Linked DNA regions of Homo sapiens: region 2 is linked to region 1. Evidence: chromatin loops called from intact Hi-C (ENCODE). Cell type or tissue: dorsolateral prefrontal cortex. All regions are shown on one strand. Links, peaks and the distances in the headings refer to the core of each region. The heading gives the core; the rest is flanking DNA.

Region 1 (11,504 bases), core at 4,746-8,745:
TGGGGTGAATATAGCGCGAACCCAGCCTGGGTTCTGGGTGTCTTACCACCCCAGTCATGGGTGCGGTTTGTGATTTTGTTGTGAATTGTGGAGGAAGGGCCCAGGAGGGCCACATGCCCTGCCAGGGAAGCCATAGAGAGCCCTGCCCCGGGAGGTCAGTGCCTCCTTCAATGCCTGCGATCCCTCACCCTGCCCTGCTTCCCCCACCATCCGCCCCGCCTGGGCAGCCTGGGCCACTGCCCGCCAGCCACCCCCGCCTTCGGACTGTGCATTTCCCGACAGCGACACCGTGTGGCAGCAGCCCCCACCTCCGAGGCCAGCCCCGCCTGCACCCCCCCCCCACCTCCGAGGCCAAAGCTGTGAATAGGGTGACCCCTTCTGGGCTGTGGAAGCCTCGGGTTTGAGGACAATCCTGGGGAGGGACCCCAGGGCGCTTCCCGCTCTCCTGGCGTGTGTGTGTTTGCGGGGGAGGTGTGGGGGCCTCTGTACCCATCACAGCCACGTGCCGGGACCGCCGGCCATCGTCCCGAGCCAGCGACATGCCTGGCAGCCTCCCGCCCACCTACGCCCCGCTCACCACCAAGGAGCTGTCAGCATCACTGCCCCCAACGGCATCTGGCAAAACTGTTGGGGGTGAGCCAGAGGGAGCACCCCCGTCCCCAACAGCGCTGAGTTGAGAGCCACATCTGTCTCCAGGCACTGCCACCAGCAGGAAGGGAGGCCACCCTGAGCCTGGGAAGACTCCGGAGCTGGGTTATCTGAAGGCCGGGAGTTCAGGTGGCCCCAGGCAGAAGAGGTGGCACAGTGAAGGTCCACACATGGGAGGCGGGCGGAGTGGCTGAGCCTGAAAGTTGGCATCTGGGCCCACCAAGGACAGGCCTGCCATGTTTGAGCCCTGAGCTGAGCCTCCCCAGAGCCTGGGGGGAGGCTGGAGCCCCAGTGAAGGGCCTCAGATGCCAAGGAGGGAGGTCAGGCCCTAGGGCTAAGCCCCTGGCACAGACTCATACCCACACAGTGGCATTTAGTGAAATGGGCTCCTCTGACGTTGCCTCCTGAAACAGGCAGGGTCGGAGGGGTCAGGTCTGATGAGGCCTGGGGGCATCCCTGTGCCAGCTGGGTGAACATGGCTGGTCACTGTCCCATTCTGAGTTCAGCCTCTTTCTAGAACAAGAAGGGAGGTGGCACCAGCCAGGTCGCACATCTCAGATATCGGACAACTGGGGAGCTGAGGTGGACCAGGAAGGGGAAGGCTTTCAGGTCTGGCTTGCTCAAGGGACTCAGCTCCTACCCCGGCCCCAGCTGTTGCTGAGCCTGAGGGCAGGTGGTGCTGCCAGGTGCCTTGTGTTGGCCTCCCTGCATGCGTCCTGCCTGGTGGCCCAAGTTCAGCATCCACACTTATGCCAGCCAGTGCCCTATACCACCCTCACCCTTCCAAGGCTCCCACAGCCTTCAGGGCTGCCCAGTGTGAGAGCTGCTGTGAGTCTATATGGGTAGCTTGGTTTCTCTGATTGGGAGCAGCTTCCCCAGGGCTGGGAGCAGGACCCAGACAGTTGCTGTAAATGCTGGTGTGTCGGCCCCTCTGGTGCTGCATTGGTGACATCCAGGGCCTGATCTGCTTCCTGACAGTCCCCAGAGGGCCGCCATCCTCAGCCCATTTCATGAATGTGGAGACAGAGGCTCAGAGAGGTAGAGTGACTTTCCCAAGGCCACACAGCAGGCCGGGTACAGCTGGAATGGGCGGCCAGCTCTGTCCACCCCATGATCTGTGGCTGTCTTGCCTTCCAGGCTGCCTGGGGTTGGGAGAGTAATGGTGGCATAGGGGACAACAGGTTGTGTTCTGGGGTCCCTTCCCTGGGGCCAAGGAACTGGGCCAGGCCCAGGGCCCTGCCAGGTACCTCGCTTCCAGCCTTGTCCCTGAAGGTCCTCATGCAGGAGAAAAGCAGCCACCTGCACACCGCTGTCCGGCCTCCCCAGAAGGAATGCGCTCCCCCCTCAGACTTGACCTGGGTTCAAACATGGCGGGCCTGTCCTTGGTGGGCCCGGATGCCAACTTTCACCCCTCTCAAATCCTGGGCATCCAGGCTTTGTCTCCAGCCAAGCCCCAGGCAGGCAGCACTGCCTGGACAGGCAAGCAAGACATACTGGCCCTCCTGCAGTCCCCGGAAATAAAACAGAGAAGAGCAGCCCTTCCTCAAGAAGGCCTCACCCCGTCCCTCCCCTCTTCTCTCCCCTCTTCTACCCCTCTCCCCTTCCCTCTACATCACAGACCCAACAGCCTCTCTCGCCAAGCCCATCCACCCTCCTTCCTCCCGCTCAGCCTCCAGGGCTTCTGCCCATTTCCTGGGTCAGCCCCACACAAGTCCTGGCCCCGAGTAAAGATACCATATCCAGGCAGGCGCTGTGGCTCCCACCTGTAATCCCAGCACTCTGGGAGGCTGAGGCAGGCACAGCGCTTGAGCCCAGGAGTTCAAGACCAGCCTGGACAACATGGCAAAATCCCATCTCTACAAAAAAATACAAAAATTAACTGAGTTTGGTGGCTCACGCCTGTGGTCCCAGCTACTCGAGAGGCTGAAGTGGGAGGATCACCTGAGCCTTGGGAGGTCAAGACTGCAGTGAGCCCAGATCGTGCCACTGCACTCCAGCCTGGGTGACAAGAGTGAGACCCTGTCTCAACAAATAAATAAATAAGTAATACAGTTGTCATATCCTATGGAGCAGCTGGCCTGGGGGGTCTGGGTGTGGTGGGGAAGGATTTGAAGGCAGATGCTGGGGGACAGCAAGGGAAGAGAAGGGGGAAACCCAGGGAGGCAGCAGGGGAGGGGTGGCCTCCAGAGGAAGGAAGAAAGGGGGAGGGGAGGCAGCAGGGGAGGGCAGGGGAAGAGTTGTGGCTGGTGCTAGGCCTGGGGTGAGTGTGGGAGGGGTTCACCTGGGCAGACTCACGGGAGGTGCATTCCAGGGTCAAGGAAGGAGTTAACAGAGCCTGTCAGAGCATTCGGGGTGCCGGGTGGGGAGGGATGGCTGGTCCCCGAGTGAAGAAGGCCAAGCTGTGTCCACAGAGGTCATGGTGAGCCCAGGAGTCCAGGAAGGGCCCAGCCAGGTTGTCCACCGCCCCTGCCAGGCCAGAGGAGTTGAGGCTTTGGGTAGCACCCCGCAGGCCCAGCAGTAGAGCTCATATGGCCTGGGGTCACCTCCGGGGGGAGGCACCCTCCAGTGCCCAGCCAGGGGCAGGCTGAGTGCGGGCACCGGAGAGGCCAGCTAACAGCAGGAAGCCCAGCCCTCGAGTGATTGCCCCCTGCAGCCCTAATACATGACAGAGGGGCCTCGGGGTGGCAGAAGGAACACAGGCTGCAGAAACCACCCAGCAGAAAGGTGGCAGCCAGCCGTGAACCAATCCCATGGCCCAGGGCGAGGCCCTTACCCTCTCTGTGTCCTTATCCAGGCTGAAGACAAGGAGACCTGGCTCTCATGGGTACCACGAGGTCCAGGGGGCAGCAGGCAAGTGCCCTGCAAATGCCAGCCAGGGCAGGCCAAGCAGACCAACGTCCTGAGATGAGACAAGACCCAGCCTGCTCAGCACCCCGCAGTCTGGCCTCCTCCCCTAGACACACAGGGCTGCGCCTGACCCCAGGCCATCAGCAGGCGGAGGCAGGGGGCAGTGGGTGGCAGTGAGGGAGGAGACCAGCCGCTCCCCTCACCCACTTTGATCTTCTCCATCAGCTGCCAATGCCCTCAGCCCACGGAGGAGTGAGTTCCTGTGGCAACGCAGGCGGCCCAGTGTCCTTTGCCACGAGGGAGAATGCACGCTGTGGGATCTGGGGATCCGGGGGTGTCTGTGATGGGGTGTTTGGGGCTGTGCTGCGGGATGGGGAGGAGTCTGAGGAGGCGGGGCTCTGGGTTGGATGCTCTCAGGACGCAGGATCGTCCTCCGATCAGCGATCTTCACAAGCCCTGTCTCCAGGGCAGGGAGCCCAGAGCGAGGCTGGAGCTGCGATTGCTGACGTGGCTGCAGTCCCCCTGCTGCCTGGGCCAGGAGAGGCTGGACATTCTGTGGCTTGGATGGTGTTCATGCTGTGGTCTGTGCTCAGACGTGATTATGAAGGGGGTTTTGATTTGTCCTGACCCTCACAGTCCCAGAGCTGATGCAGATGCCCGCAGGTGGACACCCAGGGCCGGTCATGTGTCAGGTCTCGCCTGCCAAGGCCGCTTCCCCTTCCTCCGCCCTCCCTGGTACATTCTGTGTCTGCCTGTGTGAGCCCTGCCCCATGTGCCCCGTTCACTAGGCTGTGAGCTCCAGCAAGCGTGTCTTCTCAGCACCTAGTCCAGCACCCAGCACACAATAGATGGTCAATCAGTGCCCACTGAGGCCAGGCACAGTGGCTCACACCTGTAATCCCAGCACTTTGGGAGGTCAAGGCGGGCGGATCACCTGAGGTCAGGAGTTCAAGACCAGCCTGGCCAACATAGTGAAACCCCGTCTCTACTAAAAATACAAAAATTAACCGGGCTTGGTGGCGGGCGCCTATAATCCCAGCTACTCAGGAGGCTGAGGCAAGAGAATCACATGAGCCCGGGATGTGGAGGTTGCAGTGAGGTGAGATCATGCCACTGCACTCCATCCAGCCTGGCAACAGAGAGAGATGCCATCTCAAAAAAAAAATGCCCACTGAATGAACAAACAGGTTAGAGTGAGGACTCAGTCAAGTTGAATAGGGTGGAGCCTAGCACCATGGGGAAAGTGGCAGAGGGGGCTGCAGGGCAGGCCAGCAGTGGGGGGAAGCCCCCAGGGGACCCTGGGGACCCAGGCTGAGGAGGTAGCTGGCTGGCTGTCTCTCTCAAGGGCCTGGGAAATGCTCTTGGATGGCACGTTTCCTGGACAGATGATCCACAGTTGCTGCTCACGATGCCCTCTTGGAGTCACGCTGTGGTGAGCCTATTGAAGGCTCTGACAAGGCCTGCAGGGAGGAAACAGGTCCGTGTGACTTGGTTTACCCACAGTTTCCCAGGCTAGCCTGACTGTACCAGCTCTGGCTTTTTACGTCAGACCAGTGGCTGTCCCACAGTGCAGGAGCCAACACAGGGGTGCAGCCCGGCCTGGCAACCCTGCATTGGCCACCATGAAGGGAGAGGTGTTTGTGGGGGTATAGAGCTCTGAGAGGGTGGCTGCCAGGGCTCAGGCCAAAGGATGTGCTCAGATGACAGTAATGACCAGGGAGTGTTGGAGGTGTCAGGTTTGAGAAGCTATTGAAGGGTGACATTGCTGGGACCTGGGGACCAGCTGGGGCAGAGGCAGGGGTGGCAGGGAGGCCCAGGTCTCTCTAGGTGGGTGGGTGGATGGCCACTGGGACAGAGGAGCCAGGCTGGGGAGAGGTCTGAGCAGGCGAGGTTTAGGACCTGTCATTTGTGAGGTGCCCCAGGGACTGACCTTGAGGGCTGGAGGCCAGGCCTTTGCTGCCAGGGGAGCCACCTAGACCCACCCTGCGACACCAGACTCAGTAGCTGCCAGTACCCCCACCCTCCCTGCCCACCCTGCCCTAGGGGCTTCCAAAGAGAGGCCTGGCTTTCTTACTGTCTCGCCTGGGGCCCTCAGAGTCAGAGAGCACACCTCACAATCTACCCCCATGGGACTCAGCGGGCTCAGGAGCAGCAGAGGGAACAGCAGCCAGGCCTGGGACAGGACTTAGAGCTGGGCAGTGCTCTGAGCTGCTCCATGAGGCTGGCTCAGGGCTGGGAGCTCCGAGGACAGGCGCTGACACGTGGTCGTTGGTGCTGCCGCTCTAGGCAAAGCTCTGGGCCATTGTGGGGTCCCCCTTTCCCCAGCGAGCTGGGCCTTGGGCCTGGGCAGGGCCTGGCTCCTAGGTGTGAACCCCAGACCTGGTCTCATTTCCTTGCTATCAAGAGTGAGGCCACTGTCTCCTACAAAGATGCTGCCGAACATGGGCCCTGGGACCCATGCTGGGGAAGCAGGCGGGACTTGCCAGTGCTCATGGCTCCCAGGCCTTGGCGTGGCCAGGGCAGGTGCACCGAACCTCAGGCGCTGGGCTCAGTCCTCCGTCCTTGCATGGCCAGGCCCCCACATCTCCTAAGTCACTTAAGCCCAGCTGCAGGCGCTGGACAGGCGTCAGGAGCCCTGACCTCTGCCCCTACTCCAGGCCCTGCCTATCTGAGGGACCTGGGGAGCTCCTACCCCTCCCTGGCCTCAGTTTCCCCAAGCTTACAGGAGGACATTGAGGGTCTGGGGATGCTTTCCACACGGTTCTGGTAGCGGCGGCTTCTGGCTTGACCACCAGGTGGCGCCTGGTGCCCAATGAAGCACGTGGGGCTGGGAAGGGGCGGCCGCGTGGACACCGCCCCGCTGAAGAATCAGTGTCCGGGAGGCCTGGCCGTCCCCACACCGGCCCGAGGCTGAGCGGCCCTCGGGTCAAGAGCACAGAGGTGGTGGGGTGGGTGCGCAGTGTTTCCAGCACCGGCCTGGCCACCATCGCAGGGGGGCATCTCCGGCTCGGACAGCCATATCCCCCCCGGGCGGGCACAGAGCTGGGTACGGCTGGGGGCTGTGGGTGGAGGGGTGTGTAGGAGGCCAGCCCCTCACCCCTCCAGTGGGGTTGCAGGAGTTCTGCCAGGCTGGGGTCTCACCCCACCTCCCTCTGTTCTCGCTTCCACTTAGCCCTGGGCTCTGCTATCCTCTGCCTCTCCCAGCCTCAGTTTCCCCATATGTAAAACAGGTAATAATCCCACCCCTTCTGTGGGTGGGTGAGGCTGGCCACAGGCCAGGCCAGGAGGCCCAGCACATCCCCCTCCTGTCAGCACCGCCCTCTGCTCCCACTGCCCCAACGGTGGTGCCAGCCCCTGCACACAGGGTATCCCCACCAGGGCCGCCTGCAGAGCGGAGGGTGCTGCCCCATGCCCGGCTGCAGAAGGTCGTGTGGCCCGAGGTCACACCTAGCAGATGAAATGGCAAGAGACAGGAACAAAGAGGAAGCCCCGTGGTCTGGCACTTGCCGGGTGGCAGGAGGCATCTCTAGGTGACTCACATGATCCCATCTCATCCCAGGAGAGACCGAGGTCCAATCTCCCATCCTTGTGCTCTAGATGAGGACACGAGACCCAGAGACATGAGTCCAGGTCACACCGTGGTGTCCCCCAGAGACAGGGGCCTTCCCTGCTCCCCCCTTCCCTTGGGCCAGCCATAGGAGTGCGAGGCAGTAAACACTGTTGCCTGTTGCGCCCAGCATGGTGACGGCTGGGTGACCCTGGGCAAGTCTCCAACCTCGGGGAGACATCCTCAAGAGAGTCTCGGGGAGATCAGGGGCAGACAGCAGCAGGGAGGGCCGGGGTGTGGGAACGGCTGTGGGAGGGTGGGCAGGAGGCCCTGGCAGCTGGTGGGAGCTGGGTTCCCAAGGGCAGGGGAACCACCAGCTCTCCCAGCTGGACCGACCCATGCCTCAGTGAGGGGCAGGTGGCCCAAGGGTGAGATTGCCCCATCAGCAGTGGGCAGGGTGGCTGCTGGCTGGCACAGCGGGAGCCTGATGGCAGGCAGGGGAGTGGGCTGGGAGTTGCGGCCGGGCCTAGTGGGCTCTGCTGCTCTGTTCTGACCCTGATGTCCTGGGCCGAATCCCAGCCAGGGCAGCCTTGTCTGGAGGTGATGGGCGGGGCCGTCTCACTGGGCCTGGGGGAGGTGGTCCTGAAGTGGTCAAGGTCAAGGCCAAGGCCACTGCTGTCCTGCCCAGCGCAGGGCCCAGTCCCGGACAGGGTCTACTGGCCAGAGACACCAAACTGCTGGAGCCAGAGGGACTGGATGGCAGGAGCCCTCCCCAACCTGGCTCACAGCCTCAGCTTGATCTCCCCTAGCGCTGAGGGGCTCCCTCTCAGGGACAACCCTCTCCCTGCAGCCTTCCCCTGCCACCCTGGAGGACAGGGCATCTGGCCGCTGCTCCCGGGAGGTCCTCGCCTCAGACAACCTCCTGCTGGCCCCGTCCTTGGCTCGCCACTGCCCTGGGCCTTCCATCCTGTCACCCCATCCCACCTGCCAGCTTCTGCTCACACCAACACCAGGCCTGGTGTTATGCAGGGCTGCCTCACAGACTGTGACATCTGACCTCCCCAACTTAATGATGAGGAAACTGAGGTGAAGGGAGGCAGAGAAACCTTCCCAAGGTCCCACAGCCTAGAAGATGCCCGTCAGGAGCGCCCGAGGCCCCGACACACTTGCACAAACAGGCACACCCAGCCTCACCTCCACCAGCCCCAGAGGCTTCCTGGCCACTGGCTGTCCTCTGTGCCCCTGTACTTGTACCCAGACATCCCCAAGTCCTGGCATCATGGGCACTTGTGGATAGCTGGAGGCGGAGGGGCTCGTGGCCCGGTGCAGCCTTGACTGCAGACTGGCCGTGACAGAATGACCATTGCCTCAAGCGATCAGCGTGGTGGTGCAGCCCTCAAAACTCTTATCTCCTTCAACACATGGCATGGGCCAGGAACAGTTCAGTCAAGGGAGGAATGCCCAGGGCCTTGGGAGCATGGGATAGGAGGGAGGACCCAGACAGTGTGGGGTGAGGGGAAGGCAAGGGGGATGAGCTCATGGAGAACTTCCTGGGGCACGGAAGTCCTGAGTTGGGTTTTGCAGGATGAGTAGGAGTTTGCCAGAGTAGGAAAAGCAGTGAGAAGCCCCAAATCCACACTCTGTGACTGTGTGTTTGTCATGGAGCCTGTGAGTGTTGCTATGTGGTATACTGATGGGATGGGAGGGCAACAGACTCTGTGGGCACCAGGGAGCACCCACCCCTGAAGAAGCAAGTCCTTCCTAGAGTCAGACACGGAATTTGTGGGGAAGCATTAGTTTCAGGGGATAGAAACCCAAACCAAATTAGCGCAGGCCCAGAAGAGGATTTATTTGTTTATATAACATAAAAATCCAGGAATTGGTACAGCTTCAGGCGTGGCTGGATCGAAGGGTGCTTCCCCTCAGGGCTTCTACCACACGGGCCCCAGCCTCAGCAGGGTCCCCATGAGGCAGTAGAGCCTGCCGTTCCTCCATCCCGCTAGCTCCCACCAGTGCAAAGCTCTCTCTCCCCCTTTCCAAACAACCCCACAAAAGTTGCCAGGTAACCTCTGGCTGGCGGGGCTTTGGGTCAAATGCTCAGCCCTGAGCCAATGACTGAGGGTTCCCACTGGAGGGGCAGTGGGAGAGACAGGGGACACCCAGTGGGTGGAGCCGGCAGCTGCTCCTGGGGCTCACCGTGGAGTCCAGTGGAACGGGCACCATGCAGCAGGCTCCTTGGAGCAACCTAGAGCTGTGGAGAAGCAAGATGGCACCTGTGGCTTGGTGGGCTGGAGATTCACCTTCTGTCCCCAGAGCCAAGGACAAGCTCGTCTGAACACAGCCTCACCAGGGCTCAGCTCTGCATGGGGGCTGAGGGTCAGGTCTACGGCCCCACTGGCCAGAGTGTTGGGAAGGGGACAGCACCCACTGCAAGGCCAGGCCAGCGTGGACCTGGCAGTGACCCCTGGGCGGGCCATGTGCCCTCCCACCTGTCTCAGAGTATCGCCTGAGAGTGGCGTCTTCCACCCTCTGACCGCCATGGCTCCACAGGCAGCCCGCAAGAGCCTCCAGCCTCTGGCAGCCCTGGACCAGACCTTGGTAACACCTGCCCCATTCTACACAGCCGAACCAAGGCACTGAGCGCTCAGGAGCCCAGAGGAAGCCTGGTGGCTGTGAGCCGGGCCGGCTGGCTCATTCAGCCCAGGCCCCACCCGCCCTGGGATGATCTGGACCCCGGCCCTGCTCTCAGCTCTCAATGCTCCCTTCCCAGATGAGCCAAGACGTCCCATGCAGACGGACACCTTCCCCAAGTGCCCGTCCCGGCGCTGCACAGCCCACGCCCTGCTGTCCCGGGGAGCAGCATCTTCCACCAGGCTCAGTGTCCTCTCTTGGGGGCACTGGAAGGGCTGGGCAGGCTGCAGCTGGCCCTGGCCCAGAAGGGGCCAGGAGAATGTTCCAGTCTTGAGGCTCACAGCAGGTAGGACAGAGGCTCGGTGGCACCAGCCCACACACCCCTGGCCGCGGTGCTCACTGCTGCCCCGCAGCCATGCTCCCGGCCCCTGGTTCTGCTGTCACTCCCTGTGTGATCTCAGGGTGTGTTGTCACCAGCCACACCCTGAGATCCATTCTGAACCTCTCCATGGAAGGCTGGGTTGGAGGGGTGACGGCACAAGGCCTTCCACAAGGCAGGCGCCCAAGTCACATGTGGGGCTCAGCCCAGCCCCACAGACAAGAGGCGTGTCTGTGACCCATGAGTTCAGAACCTCGTCGTGTGCCCTGGGCCGCCGCCCCAGGAGAAAGGTCAGGAGTGTTTTGCAGAGACCTGCCCGGAAAGGCTGGAGCTCGGCACAGGCTGCTCCTCCCTGCCCAGGGGCCCCTCCCCCGAGGTTCCCCCACCCCCACCTTGGCATCTCAGTGCCACCACACTGAGTGACACACCAGTGAGTCTCAGAAGAGCCCTGTACAGACAATGAGACCCACAAGTACACAGATGACGACTGCCATGTGGCTGCCAGAGAGAGCCACGCTGTGGGTCTGGCCGGAACCTCTTTCCTTTGTGCACCTGTGCCCAGCCCATGCACAACGCAGAGCTGACACCAAGTGAGCATCTGTCACTAAGTGAGGCAGGCAAATGAGGTAACACTCAATCTGGGCTTTGAAGGATGAGTAGGAGTTCCCGGAGGAGAAAAAGAGAGGCCCTTCCCAAGTGGAGGACGCAACAGGCGCAGAGGCCTGAAGGTGGCGGGAGCTCTGTGTATCCTCCTGCTGCCCACCCTCTGCATGGGCTGGCACGGGCCGGGGGATGGGCTGAAGAGGTTGTGGCCCCTCCACCTGAAGGAAGAAGCAGGTCCTGGTCTACCAGGACCAGTGTCCACTCCTCCCGGCCCCTGCTCTGGCCTTGCAGTCTGTCCCCTGTCCTGGCTCCCCAGCACAGCCCTGGCCACTGTCCCTCACGGCTCCCCTTCCTCTCGCAGCCCCTACCCCTCCTCCAGGAACCCCCTTTGGACCACTATGATACTTCCTGTCCATTCCTGCCGCCCCTGCCCCTGACCTCACCCTGGTCAGCCCATGTGACCCCCACTACTGGCTGGACAGCACCCATTGGACAGATGCGGATACTGAGGCCCAGGAGGGTGCCAGGTGGCCCAAAGTGACACCCTCAGCTAGGGTGGATTAAGTTAGGAACCCCTTGCCCCAAATCTGGGGCCGACTCCTAGTACAAGACTAAAAGCCCTTTCTGCCTGGATGCCTGCACAGGGGCAGCTGCCCAGGCTGTATGGGGGCAAGGGTGCCCTACCCGGCCCCACACCCACGACCTCGAGACCTAGGCAGCCCCTGCCCCTGGTGGAGCCTCCTGAAGTCCCTTCCTGTGGTAAGCGACACCTCCAGGCATGCCTCAGCCTCTCCCTGACCAGGCCCTGCTCTTCCGTCTCTGGAAGGACCGTCACCCACCCAACCCTCG
Region 2 (11,504 bases), core at 376-4,375, 420 kb after region 1:
GGCTCTGGGGGAGGAGGGGCATCCCCTTCTGGACCTGAGGGTTACCAGAGTGTCGGCTTCATGATCACACTTTGAACTCCAAACACATGATTTGCGTACTTTTCCCTATGCCTGCATCTAGAGTCGGCAGTTTTTGTTTTTTTTTGTTTTGTTTTGTTTTGTTTTGTTTTGTTTTTTTGAGACAGAGTTTCACTGTTGTTGCCCAGGCTGGAGTGCAATGGCACGATCTCAGCTTACCACAACCTCCGCCTTCCAGGTTCAAGCAATTCTGCCTCAGCCTCCCTAGTAGCTGGGATTACAGGCGTGCGCCTCACGCCCGGCTAATTTTGTATTTTCAGTAGAGACGGGGTTTCTCCATGTTGGTCAGGCTGGTCTCGAACTCCCAACCTCGTGATCCGCCCACCTCGGCCTCCCAAAGTGCTGGGATTACAGGCATGAGCCACCGTGCCTGGCCTATTTTTATTTATTGCTAAATAGAGATGGGGTCTTGCTATGTTGCCTAGGTTGATCTCAAACTTCTGGGCTCAAGAGATCCTCCCACTTCAGCCTCTCAAAGTGCTAGGATTACAGGTATGAGCCACCACACCCTATTTAGAGTCCACAGTTTTATTTTATTTTACTTTATTTATTTTTGAGACGGAGTTTTGCTCTCTCACCTAGGCTGGAGGACAGTGGCGCGATCTCAGCTCAATGCAACCTCCACCTCCTGGGTTCAAGCAATTCTCCTGCCTCAGCCTCCAGAGTAGCTGGGATTATAGGCACACACCACCAGTCCTGACTAATGTGTGTATGTTTAGTAGAGACGGTTTCGCCATGTTGACCAGGCTGGTCTGGAACTCCTGACCTCAGGTGATCCACCCACCTCAGCCTCCCAAAGTGCTGGGATTACAGGCATGAGCCACCGCGCCGGGCCTAGAATCCACAATTTTAAGTAAGTGGGGAGGGGAGAGGGACTAACAAGACGGAGGCCGCAGCTTGTGCTGAGACGGCCAGGTGGTCCGGCCGCATCAGAAATCACGAGTTTGGAATGACTGGCACCTTCGAGGGGTTGAGCTTTAATTCTGCCACTAACTAGTTGTGTGACCTTCGCCAAGGCCTAACTCCTTGTTCTAACTGGACACAATAGTCCTAGACTCCTAGCGTTGTTGAAGGATTAACAAGACAATCTGTGTGAAGCGGTCGGCACAGGGTCTGGCTCAGGCATGGATCTGCCAGTAATAGCATTTACTATTTTCACAGTTGCTGTTTCCTAGCATGAGTTCAAGGCTGCCTCCTCTCTGTCTTCATTATGTGAATTGAATGTGGTCACACATCTGTGTTGGAGCAGAGGCAGGGGCTGCAGCTTTCAGCTGATTTCCCAAGGGGTCTGTACTTGGACACTGATCCAGTCCACCCAATGTGTTTCCAGAAAGTGGAGCTGATTCCTGGAGAGCAGAAGGGATATATGTGGGGCTTTTTGTAAAGGGCAGTGACCTATGTGGTGGGCTTGTCCACTGCCCGAGTCTGCGGCTCCCACAGGTCACTGCCCGGCTCATATCCTTCCCCTTTGGAATTGGCTTGGAGCAGGGTCTCTCCTCCCCGGCCCCTATGTGCCCACCATCTCTGGGGTCAGTGGCCCACTCATGACTCTCAGGGCGGGGAGGGGGCTTGGAGTTCAGTAACAGCACCCTGGGTCATTCTTGCACCTGTCACCCTGAGAGCCACTGACCAGTTTTCTGTGCCTAGAATCGCTGCTTGCGGCCTTTCTCAGGGGCTCAATGGATTGTAATTGATGTTTGTATTTTGCACTTGCCCGGAGGTGTTTCACGGGAAGTGAGCATTTTTTAAAACAAAAATAGAATTTAGAAAAAAAAAAGGCAGACACGATGGATTTCTAGTGTTGTACGTGCTGTAGAAAGCACTTGAAAATGCGTTTTGCCAGGGGCCGCAACCAGAAGCTACATGACTTCTGGAATCTGTTCCTTACACAGTAAATTCCTGGGCCAGTTGGTAAACAGCAAGGAGCCACAAGAAATCACTCATAGGCAAAAGCCGAGTGAGCCCAGGCCAAGCTCCACTTTGTCCACTTTGCCCTATTTTTGGAATTCAGGGGGAAACATCTTGGGAGCAGGCCCATTGCACCCCTCTGCCTCCTCTCGATGCCTTACAGTTGGTGGGGTTTGACACATGGAAAATTGTGAAAGTTAGAACACGGAACAAAAATGAAGCCTCAACATAGAGTTAATAGAGGCAAGGGGCTACAGAGAATTTAGATCCTAATCAAGCACGTCTTATGTACTAGCGCTTCCCTGGAAGGCCAGGATAACTTTATGACTACAAAGAAAACATGTTTTCCTGCTTGGAAGTTGCCAGAACTTGTCTAATATAAAAGCTGGGATTTCTTGCCCGTGGGCTGTCGCGTACGGCTACCCAGGCCGCCTCGTGAAGCCTCCTCCTGGGAGCTCGGCGCCCTCAGGTGCTCCCTGAGATGCCAGCACCTGAACGACCTGCTCCAGGGAGGCTTTAGCCCCAAGAAGGTTCTGGAAAGCTCCAGGAAGTTTAGCCGGCACGCACAAAAGCCAGAGACAAATCTCCAGCCTGCCTGGAAATGCTGTGGGCTCAGGGCAATGGGCTGAGGTCTTGTGTCCAAAACTGCTCTTGCATCTCCCTGGGGAGCCCGGGTGGGCAGGAACAACAAGGTCCTGTGGCCATGCCCTCGCCCCATGCTCACCCACACTGCCTGTGCCTGCTGGGCCCATCTCAGGGCTGCACTGGCCCCTAGTGGCCAAGCATGGGCTCTACCCCTCTGCGCCTGCCTGGCTGCCTGTGCAGGTGCCCACCACACTGTCCCTGAGCAGAGCAGAGACCAGCCTGAGCCCCGGGCTCCGTGGCTACCATGCTGAGAGTGAGCCCTGTGCATGCACACACACTTACGATGCTGCTGGCCCCGAGCAGTGGCCGGCCACACGGGCTGCTAGTCATACTGCCCGCTGCTCCTGGGACTCCTGAGCCCCTCACTCTCTATAGGGTGAGGATGCCCAGCTCTGCAAGACACACAGCAAACGGAGCCTCAGAGTGCACAGCGTGGAGATGGGGCTCCCCCCACAGGCTGCACCCCCATCTAGTCCCGGGGAACGAGAATGAAGGGCCTACCTGAGCACACAAGCCCCAGGAGGGCATGGGAGCTGCATTTGGGGGCAGTGACTGGGAGGGCTGCTGACTCCAGGCTCAGGTAAGGGAGATGCACGTGTTCCCGGAAGAGGGTCCACACCTGCTGAGTTCACGCTGCTGAATATCCTTGCTCCTATCACTATTATTATCATTGTCGTGGTCGATCTTGTTTCCTGGCCCCCACCTGATGCACATAAACGTTATCATGGAGCCAATATGGGGGAATATTGTCTCACTTGATTACTGTTCTTTTTTTTTTTTTTTTTTTCTGAGATGGAGTCTTGCTCTATCACCCATGCTGGAGTGCAGTGGCACAATCTCGGCTCACTGCAAGCTCCGCCTCCCAGATTCACACCATTCTCCTGCCTCAGCCTCCTGAGTAGCTGGGACTACAGGCACCCGCCACCACGCCTGGCTAATTTTTTTGTATTTTTGGCAGAGACGGGGTTTCACCATGTTAGCCAGGATGGTCTTGATCTCCTGACCTTGTGATCCGCCCGCCTCAGCCTCCCAAAGTGCTGGGATTACAGGCGTGAGCCTGCGCCCGGCCCTGATTACTGTTTACTGATTACTGATTACTGTTCTTCTTTACATACCTCCCTCCCTTTTTATTTCCCTGAAACTGGGTCTCACTCTGTCACCCAAGCTGGAGGGCAGTGGCATGACCACAGCTCACTGCAGCCTCAAACCCCTGGGCGCAAGTGATCCTTCTGCCTCAGCCTCCTGAGTAGCTGGGACTACAGGCACATACCACTATGCTTGGCTAATTTTTTCTTTTTAATGTTTGTAGTGACAGGGTCTTGCTACATTGCCCAGACTGGTCTCAAACTCCCAACCTCAAGCTATCTTCCCTCCTCAGCCTCCCAGAGTGCTGGCATTACAGGCATAAGCCTCTATGTCTGGCCTTATTTATTTATTTATTTATTTATTTTTGTTTCACTCTTGTCACCCAGGATGGAATGCAATGGCACGATCTTGGCTCACTGCAACCTCCAACTCCCAGGTTCAAGCGATTCTCCTGCCTCAGCCTCCCATGTAGCTGGGATTACAGGCATGCGCCACCACACCTGGCTAATTTTTTGTACTTTTAGTAGAGATGATGTTTCTCCATGTTGGTCAGGGTGGTCACGAACTCCTGACCTCAGGTGATCCACCCACCTCAGCCTCCCAAAGTACTGGGATTACAGGCATGAGCCACTGCGCCCGGCAAAACCTGCATTTTCTTGCACCATCTCTATCTCTAAGAGAAGTCTGAGTGACCTACATTTAAGTTCTCAAGTTAAACTATTACATTTCCCTGCAACCTTGGTGCGGTGGCTCACGCCTGTAATCCCAGCACTTTGGGAGGCCGAGGCGGGCGGATCATGAGGTCAGGAGATGGAGACCATCCTGGCTAACACGGCGAAACCCTGTCTCCACTAAAAACACAAAAAAATTAGCCGGGCGTAGTGGCGGGTGTCTGTAGTCCCAGCTATTCGGAAGGCTGAGGCAGGAGAATGGCGTGAACCCGGGAGGCGGAGCTTGCAGTGAGCCGAGATCGTGCCACTGCACTCCAGCCTGGGTGACAGAGTGAGACTCCGTCTCAAAAAAAAAAAAATGAGATCAAGGGCCAGGTACGGTGGCACATGCCGGCAATCCCAACACTTTGGGAGGCCAAGGTGGGTGGATCACTTGAGCCCAGGAGTTCAGGACCAGCCTGGGTAACATAATGAAACCCCATCTCTAAAAAAAAAAAATTTTTTTTTTTTTGAGACGGACTCTCACTCTGTCCCCAGGCTGGAGTGCAATGGCGCAATCTCAGCTCACTGCAACCTCCACCTCCCGGGTTCAAGCGATTCTCCTTGATCTCCTCCTCAGCCTCCTGAGTGGCTGGGACTACAGGTGTGCACCACCACGCCCAGCTAATTTTTGTATTTTTAGTAGAGATGGGGTTTCACCATGTTGGCCAGGATGGTCTCAATCTCTTGACTTCGTGATCTGCCCACCTCAACCTCCCAAAGAGCTGGGATTACAGGTGTGAGCCATTGCACCCGGCCCAAAAAATAAATGTAAAAAGAAAAAAAAAAGGAGACACACTTCACATATCTTAAAAATTACCCACTTTAAAGTGTACAATTCAATGCTTTCAGTATAGTCACAGAGTTGTGTAGTCATCACCGCTATCTAATTCCAGAACATTGGATCACCCCAAAAAGAAGCCCCAAAGTCATCATCAATCCCCTGCCAGCCCCCAGCAACTGATAACTGGCTTCCTGACTCTATGGATTTGCCTGTCCTGGGTGGTTTGTGTCAGTGGAGTCACACACTGTGTGGCCTCTTGGGCCTGGCTGCTTTCTCAGCATCACATTTCACTGTTCCTGCACATTGGGGCATAAATTGGTGCTTCCTTCCTTTTGAAGGCTGAGTAACGTGTCACGCTGTGGATACACTACAGTTTGTTTATCTACTCATCAGCCAGTGGGGATTTGGGCTGTTTCCACTTTTGGACTCTTTTGAATACCCTCCCTTCCTTTTGAGTGGAGAAAAAAGGGCAAGACATTCCCTCTGCAAAATTGCACACAAAATCTTTTTTAAAATTATTCTTTTTATATTTTGGCATTGTAACTACTACTAACCATGCTGTCATCAACGGCTCAAAGAGGACTTTCCCTGGGGACTTTCCTCTGCCCCTGCTGGGTATAGGGAGGAGCACTAAAGTTGCCCTGAGGGCCAGGCACGGTGGCTCATGACCGTAATCCCAGCACTTTGGGAGGCCAAGGTAGGTGGATCACCTGAGGTCAGGAGTTCGAGACCAACCTGGCCAACATGGTGAAACCCCATGTCTACTAAAAACACAAAAATTAGCTGGGCGTGGTGGTGCGCACGTGTAGTCCCAGCTACTCAGGAACCTGAGGCAAGAGAATTGCTTGAACCGGGGAGGCAGAGATTGCAGTGAGCTGAGATCAAGCCACTGCACTCCAGCCTGGGTGACAGAGCGAGACTCCGTCTCAAAAAAAGAAAAAAACTGTTCTGAGGTAGGATTGGCAGATTGGGGGTGGGGGAAGCCAGTGGCCCCTACTTTTCTGTCCCCTCCTAACACGCTCACCCACCCCCTGATGCTGTTGCTGGACAGGAGGGCCACCCACCGCAGCAGCCGTGAGTTGATGACACTCTGCCAGCCTGGCCTTGTCCTCCCTGGCCCCCCGCTTATGTCCTGATTGGAATGGGGAAGCAAGAACAACCACACTTGAACCACCCACTGTCTCCTTTCCTTCATGCACATTCAGCCATTCATTCAATATTCATTCAATACCGTGGTAGACATGGACACCCCTCCCCCCACAGAGAGATTATTGTCATGGGAGAATACAGACAGTACATGTCAGATTATTTTTTTCTCTTCCTGAACTTGCAAAACTTTTCTGGGGTGCAAGAGAGATGGGCAGGTGATTGTGGGCAAGAACGATTCTACAGGAATGGGAGAGACCCAGAAAAGCTAGAGACAGTGTCAGCATTCTAATTATTATTATTGGTTTTGTTTTTGTTGTTTTTTTTGAGACACAATCTTGCCCTGTTGCCCAGGCTGGAGTGCAGTGGTGCGATCTCGGCTCACTGCAACCTCCGCCTCCCCGGTTCAAGCGATCCTCCTGCCTCAGCCTCCTGAGTAGCTGAGATCACTCCCGGCTAATTTTTTTGCATTTTTAGTAGAGATGGGATTTCACCATGTTGGCCAGGCTGGTCGCAAACTCCTGACCTCAAGTGATCCGCCCCGCCTTGGCCTCCCAGTGCTGAGATTGCCGCATCCTAATTATATCATTGTATCTTCTTTTTAAAGATTAAAAGACAGACGGCAACACTGGGGTTGCAGAGCTCAGGAGCCAGTCCTGGCCCCCTGCCTCCTCCCTCATGAGGTTCCCCTGATCCCCAGGACATCGGCTTCCACATCTGCACATCTGGGAGACAAATGCACCATCAGGGAGGGCAAATCATACCTGGGAAGGGCCTGACTCCAGCAGTTTCAGCAGTGGCTGAAAGATCATGGCTATTTTTGCCATCATTACAATGGAATGTCCACTCCCTCCAGCCACCTCCACAGCAATCAACACCGGTGTCCAGCCACTCTACATGGACGTGTGGGGAACAGAGCACAGGCCTCTTGGCTTGGCTGTGGTCACCGGGAGGGAGCAGGGAGGGACAGCTGCCAAGAGGATGGGGGAGGGAGCCTGCTACTCAGGAACGCTGGGGCAAGACATGAGACAAAGGGCTGCCTTCACCCACCAGTAGGAGCCTGACCCTGAGCCCAAAGAAACTGCCCACCTGTGTGCTGACCCCAGGGCCTGAGGACAGGTCCCCAAGTGGACGTCTCAAAGAGAGTCCCACATTCCAGGGCACATGGGAACTATGGCCTTCTGGCAGCTGGAGGGCAGCAGGAAGGGCACAGCTGTCTGAGACCCGTGTGGCTTCCCAGAAAGAGGTGCCACCCCTGAGGAGGCACCGGTGCTCACGGACTCCTGGTTGCCAGTCTTGCCAGGGCAAAAAGGCAAGCGAAGGAAACCCTCTCTTCGTGGGGCACTCTGCCTTGCAGTGTCAGGTGAGATCCCGGGGGGAAAGCTGGCTTGAGCTCCTCTGGAATGTGCAGGGAGGACTCCGTCAGGCCCGGCTCTGCCTCCAAGCTGGGCAGCAGGCGAGCCCCAGAGCTCCACCAGCCCCACTGGCAGAGGAGGGCCCTCACGAGGCAGGAGCCCATGATTCATGCCCTGCTGGAATTTGTCGAGCATGCCGAGATTTGCAGCTCCTCCGAGATTGGGTCCTGCCCTGATCAAAAGAAAAGAAGATGGATGAGGACACTATAAATAGGCCAGAGCCACCCAGCTGGCCTCGGGGATGCAGGCGGTATGTGTTCTGGGCTCTCACGAAGCTAAGAAACTCTAAATCCAAGGTGACATCGTGGCACACCGCCACCTGCTTCAGGGGGACACAGGGGACAAGGAGGAGCTATTGGCAGAGCGCTCGGTTCCTGCAAGTTCCAACTTCTGCTAAAATTGGTTAATTGGTTCCTTTGCATGATTCAGGGCACACAGGCTTCTCTGTCCACAAAATTTGCTCGCCTGCACACCCAGAGAAATGGACTTGGCTTGGTTTTTCTGAACTTTTGCCTCTGCGGAATCAGCAGTGGACGTGTGAGCTGGGGCCTCTGTCCCTGTCATGTGAGGAGGTCAGGCAGGACAAGCAGGAAGCACTGGGCAATGAGTCAGGAGGCCTGGTGGGGAGCTTGGGTGAGTCTGTTTTCCTCTCTGGACCTCAGTCTTCTCCTCTGGTTGATGTAATAAAATCCTACAAACTGAGTCTTTTTTTTTTTTTTTGAGACAGAGTCTTACTCTCTCACCCAGGCTGGAGTGCAGTAACATGATCTCAGCTCACTGCAACCTTCATCTCCCGGGTTCAAGCAATTCTCCTGCCTCAGCCTCCTGAGTAGCTGGGATTACAGGCATGCACCACCATGCCCGGCTAATTTTTGTATTTTTAGTAGAGACAAGGTTTCACCATGTTGGCCAGGCTGGTCTCGAACTCCTGACCTCAGGTGATCCACCCGCCTTGGCCTCCCAAAGTACTAGGATTACAGGTATGAGCCACTGCACCCAGCCACACAAACTTAGTGTTTTGTTTTGTTTTGTTTTGTTTTGAGACAGAGTCTCGCTGTGTCGCCAGCTGGAGTGCAGTGGCGCGATCTCAGCTCACTGCAAGCTCCACCTCCTGGGTTCATGCCATTCTCCTGCCTCAGCCTCCCGAGTAGCTGGGACTACAGGTGCCCACCACCACGCCCGGCTAATTTTTTTTTTCTTAGTAGAGACAGGGTTTTACCGTGTTAACCAGGATGGTCTCGATCTCCTGAACTTGTGATCCGCCCGCCTCAGCCTCCCAAAGTGCTGGGATTACAGGCGTGAGCCACCACGCCCGGCCCAAACTTAGTCTTAAAGTTAACTTAGTCTTAAACAAGATGCTGATTATCTGCTGGTTGCGGAGGTCAGCGGTCTGAGATGGCTCTCTCTACATCTCTACATGGGTGAACGTCACAATGTCTGCCTTGTTGGGGTCAAGCCAGGTTCTGCTGGGAAGCCAGTGCTCGTGGTCTGCCAGAGTCCAGGACGGGGCTGTGCAGTCGGCAGGAGGGTGAGTGATCCATCAGTGTCACTCCTGGCCAGGGTGTTCTGGGAGGAGAAGGGGGGCTTTGTTTGAGTGGAAGCCAGGAGCATTCCCAAGGCTGGCCTTTGGGGGGTACCCACTGTGACCCCCAAATCCTCACCACACTTCAGAGATGCTTCCTGAGGCCAAGACTGGGGCAAAGCTGCTTCATTTCATCTGGGCCATGCACCATTGTTGGGGGCCTGCCTGTGCCCAGCCCTGTGCTGGACTCTGCCCCTAATTTTTCAGATATGTGGCCCGCCCTTGGTAAGTCCCGTCTGCTGTGCTGGGGAGACAGACATACACACATACTCGGTCAAATACTGTGGAGCAAAACCAAGGGACAGGTCACTCTAGAGAGACAGTGAAGGGGGGTGTCTGTGAAAGCTGTCCAGGGTAACTGGGTTTTGAAGGTTCTCCAGGCAGACAAGAATGTTGAATTCCAGCCAAGGGGAAAAACATATACAAAGACCTAGAGGAATCAAACAGACTCTGTGTGGCAGGGGAGAATTTGTGACTATAGGCAATTTAATATTACTGAGGGGTGAAATCGTAGGGGTGGAGAGTAGGGTGGGAGTTGAGGCCAGAGGTAGGCAGGGGTGGGTTAAGGGGTCTGGCCTTTGTACTGCAGGCACTGGGGATTTTCAGCTGTAGAGGGACAAGGTCAGCTGTGCATCTGAGAGCATGGGTGGCTGGAGAAGAGCAGGGGTCGGGGAGGAGACCAGTTGAGCATAGAACCAGAGGCCCATGGTGAGATGTTGCCGGAGGACACAGGTGAAGAGGCGGCTTTCCATCCTGAAAGGATGTCTGCCCAGCATAACACACAGGGCACCAGAACCCACCCACAATGACTCTGGCCAGCCAAGAGGTGGGTTACCCCAAAGTCCCACCCAGGAGCTTCTTTGGTGGAGGAGGGGACTACTGTCCCCAGGCTGCCAGTCTCAGAGATAACGAGAGTTCTTGTCTTTCTCATAGTCAGCAGTTCCAACATTTGAGAGTCACTGCTCACCCACCTGCAGTGATGAGGGGGGTTGAATCTCTTTGTTTCTGCCTCTGTAAATGTGGACACCTGGCCCCTTTACTGTGGCAATACTGGCGGGTGAAGCCCCCCAACCCGTGTGGAGAAGGGGCTCCGAGAGGCCCCCGCTCCCGCACCCCAGTCAGGTGAATATGATCGTGTCCTTTTGTGATCAGCGTGGGGACAGCAGCAGGAATTAGAGCAGTGGGACAGGCACCAGCACCCACTCCTTCAGGCCGGGCTTTCTCCCCATCTCCCACCCCGTTCACTCCTGCAAGGGGCTCTTCTCTGGCCAGTGAGGCGAAGGCCAGAGGAGAGGGGTGGGGATGCCTATCCTGTCCTACCTGCCTTCACCGCGGAGCAGGGCAGTCGGGGCCAGTCCATGCGGCAGGTTCTGCCTCCCGGGACAAGCCCAGAGCCAGGCAGCCTTTCTCACTGGGTCCGTCTGGGTGGGCTCCTGGAGGTGGGGATGGCATCTCCAAGGAAAGGACTGGAGGTGAGGCTTGTGGAGGGGAAGGCAGACCTGGGGCAGGAGGGAGGGATTCCAGAAGCTTCTGGATGGGAGGTGGACTGCAGGGAATGTGGGATCTCCCCAGAGAGAGGCCAGACATCCCCGGTGTCGGGAGCTGGGCCATGGAGGGGGAGTTTGGTGAATGCCCTGGCCATGGCCCAACAGGACAGAGCTTTGGCTTTAGTGTAAATCAGAATCTCCCCTCTAATTTTGGGGTGTGGACATGGTAACAAATTGGGGCTCTTCCGGGAAATAAGAGGGGGACGGACCCCACATTTCCAGGGTCCAAAAAAACTCTACCTCCCTCTATGCCCCACATGCCCAGAGAAGGTGTAGCTTCTCTGCTTTGCCTGTAACCCTCTGAGTGTCCTCCTGAGCCCCTTCTGCTGGGCAGTGGGCACAAAACGAGGCCAGCCCAGCTGGGCACAGTGGCTCATGCCTGTAATCCCAGCACTTTGGGAGGCCGAGGTGGGCAGATCATGAGGTCAGGAGTTTGAGACCAGCCTGACCAACATGGTGAAACCCCATCCCTACTAAAAACACAAAAATTAGCCAGGCATGGTGGCATGCGCCTGTAATCCCAGCTACTCAGGAGGCTGAGGCCAGAGAATCACTTGAACCCGGGAGGAGGAGGTTGCAGTGAGCCAAGATCACGCCATTGCA

What was found. A loop is a pair of places that touch in the nucleus more often than their neighbours do. Peaks named below come from ENCODE experiments on the same cell type or tissue, not always from the same donor. Only the 100,000 strongest peaks of a DNase experiment are listed, where the experiment ranks them.
Region 2: a loop joins it to region 1, with 9 times the contacts of the local background. A loop is called at or near these places in 63 of 110 quality-filtered maps.

The regions. Positions count from the first base shown.
Region 1 is chr22:46,116,322-46,127,825 of GRCh38, forward strand. No RefSeq gene overlaps it. Among named protein-coding and RNA genes, the nearest start is that of MIRLET7B, 8.4 kb to the left of the region's middle. In dorsolateral prefrontal cortex, for the core only: CTCF peaks have their summits at 6,293 (motif pointing right) and 6,498; a DNase peak (open chromatin) is centred at 6,300; H3K4me3 peaks cover 575 bases.
Region 2 is chr22:46,539,724-46,551,227 of GRCh38, forward strand. It overlaps LINC02925 (long intergenic non-protein coding RNA 2925), which reads left to right and starts at 1,772. Exons shown (of 2, transcript NR_186692.1): 1 at 1,772-3,211; 2 at 6,965-8,474. It overlaps LOC105373075 (a long non-coding RNA gene), which reads left to right and starts at 9,025. Exons shown (of 2, transcript XR_938316.2): 1 at 9,025-9,300. RefSeq lists enhancers at 6,915-10,240, 7,095-7,616, 7,617-8,136, 11,387-11,504. In dorsolateral prefrontal cortex, for the core only: CTCF peaks have their summits at 2,769 (motif pointing left) and 2,974; a DNase peak (open chromatin) is centred at 2,748; H3K27me3 peaks cover 610 bases.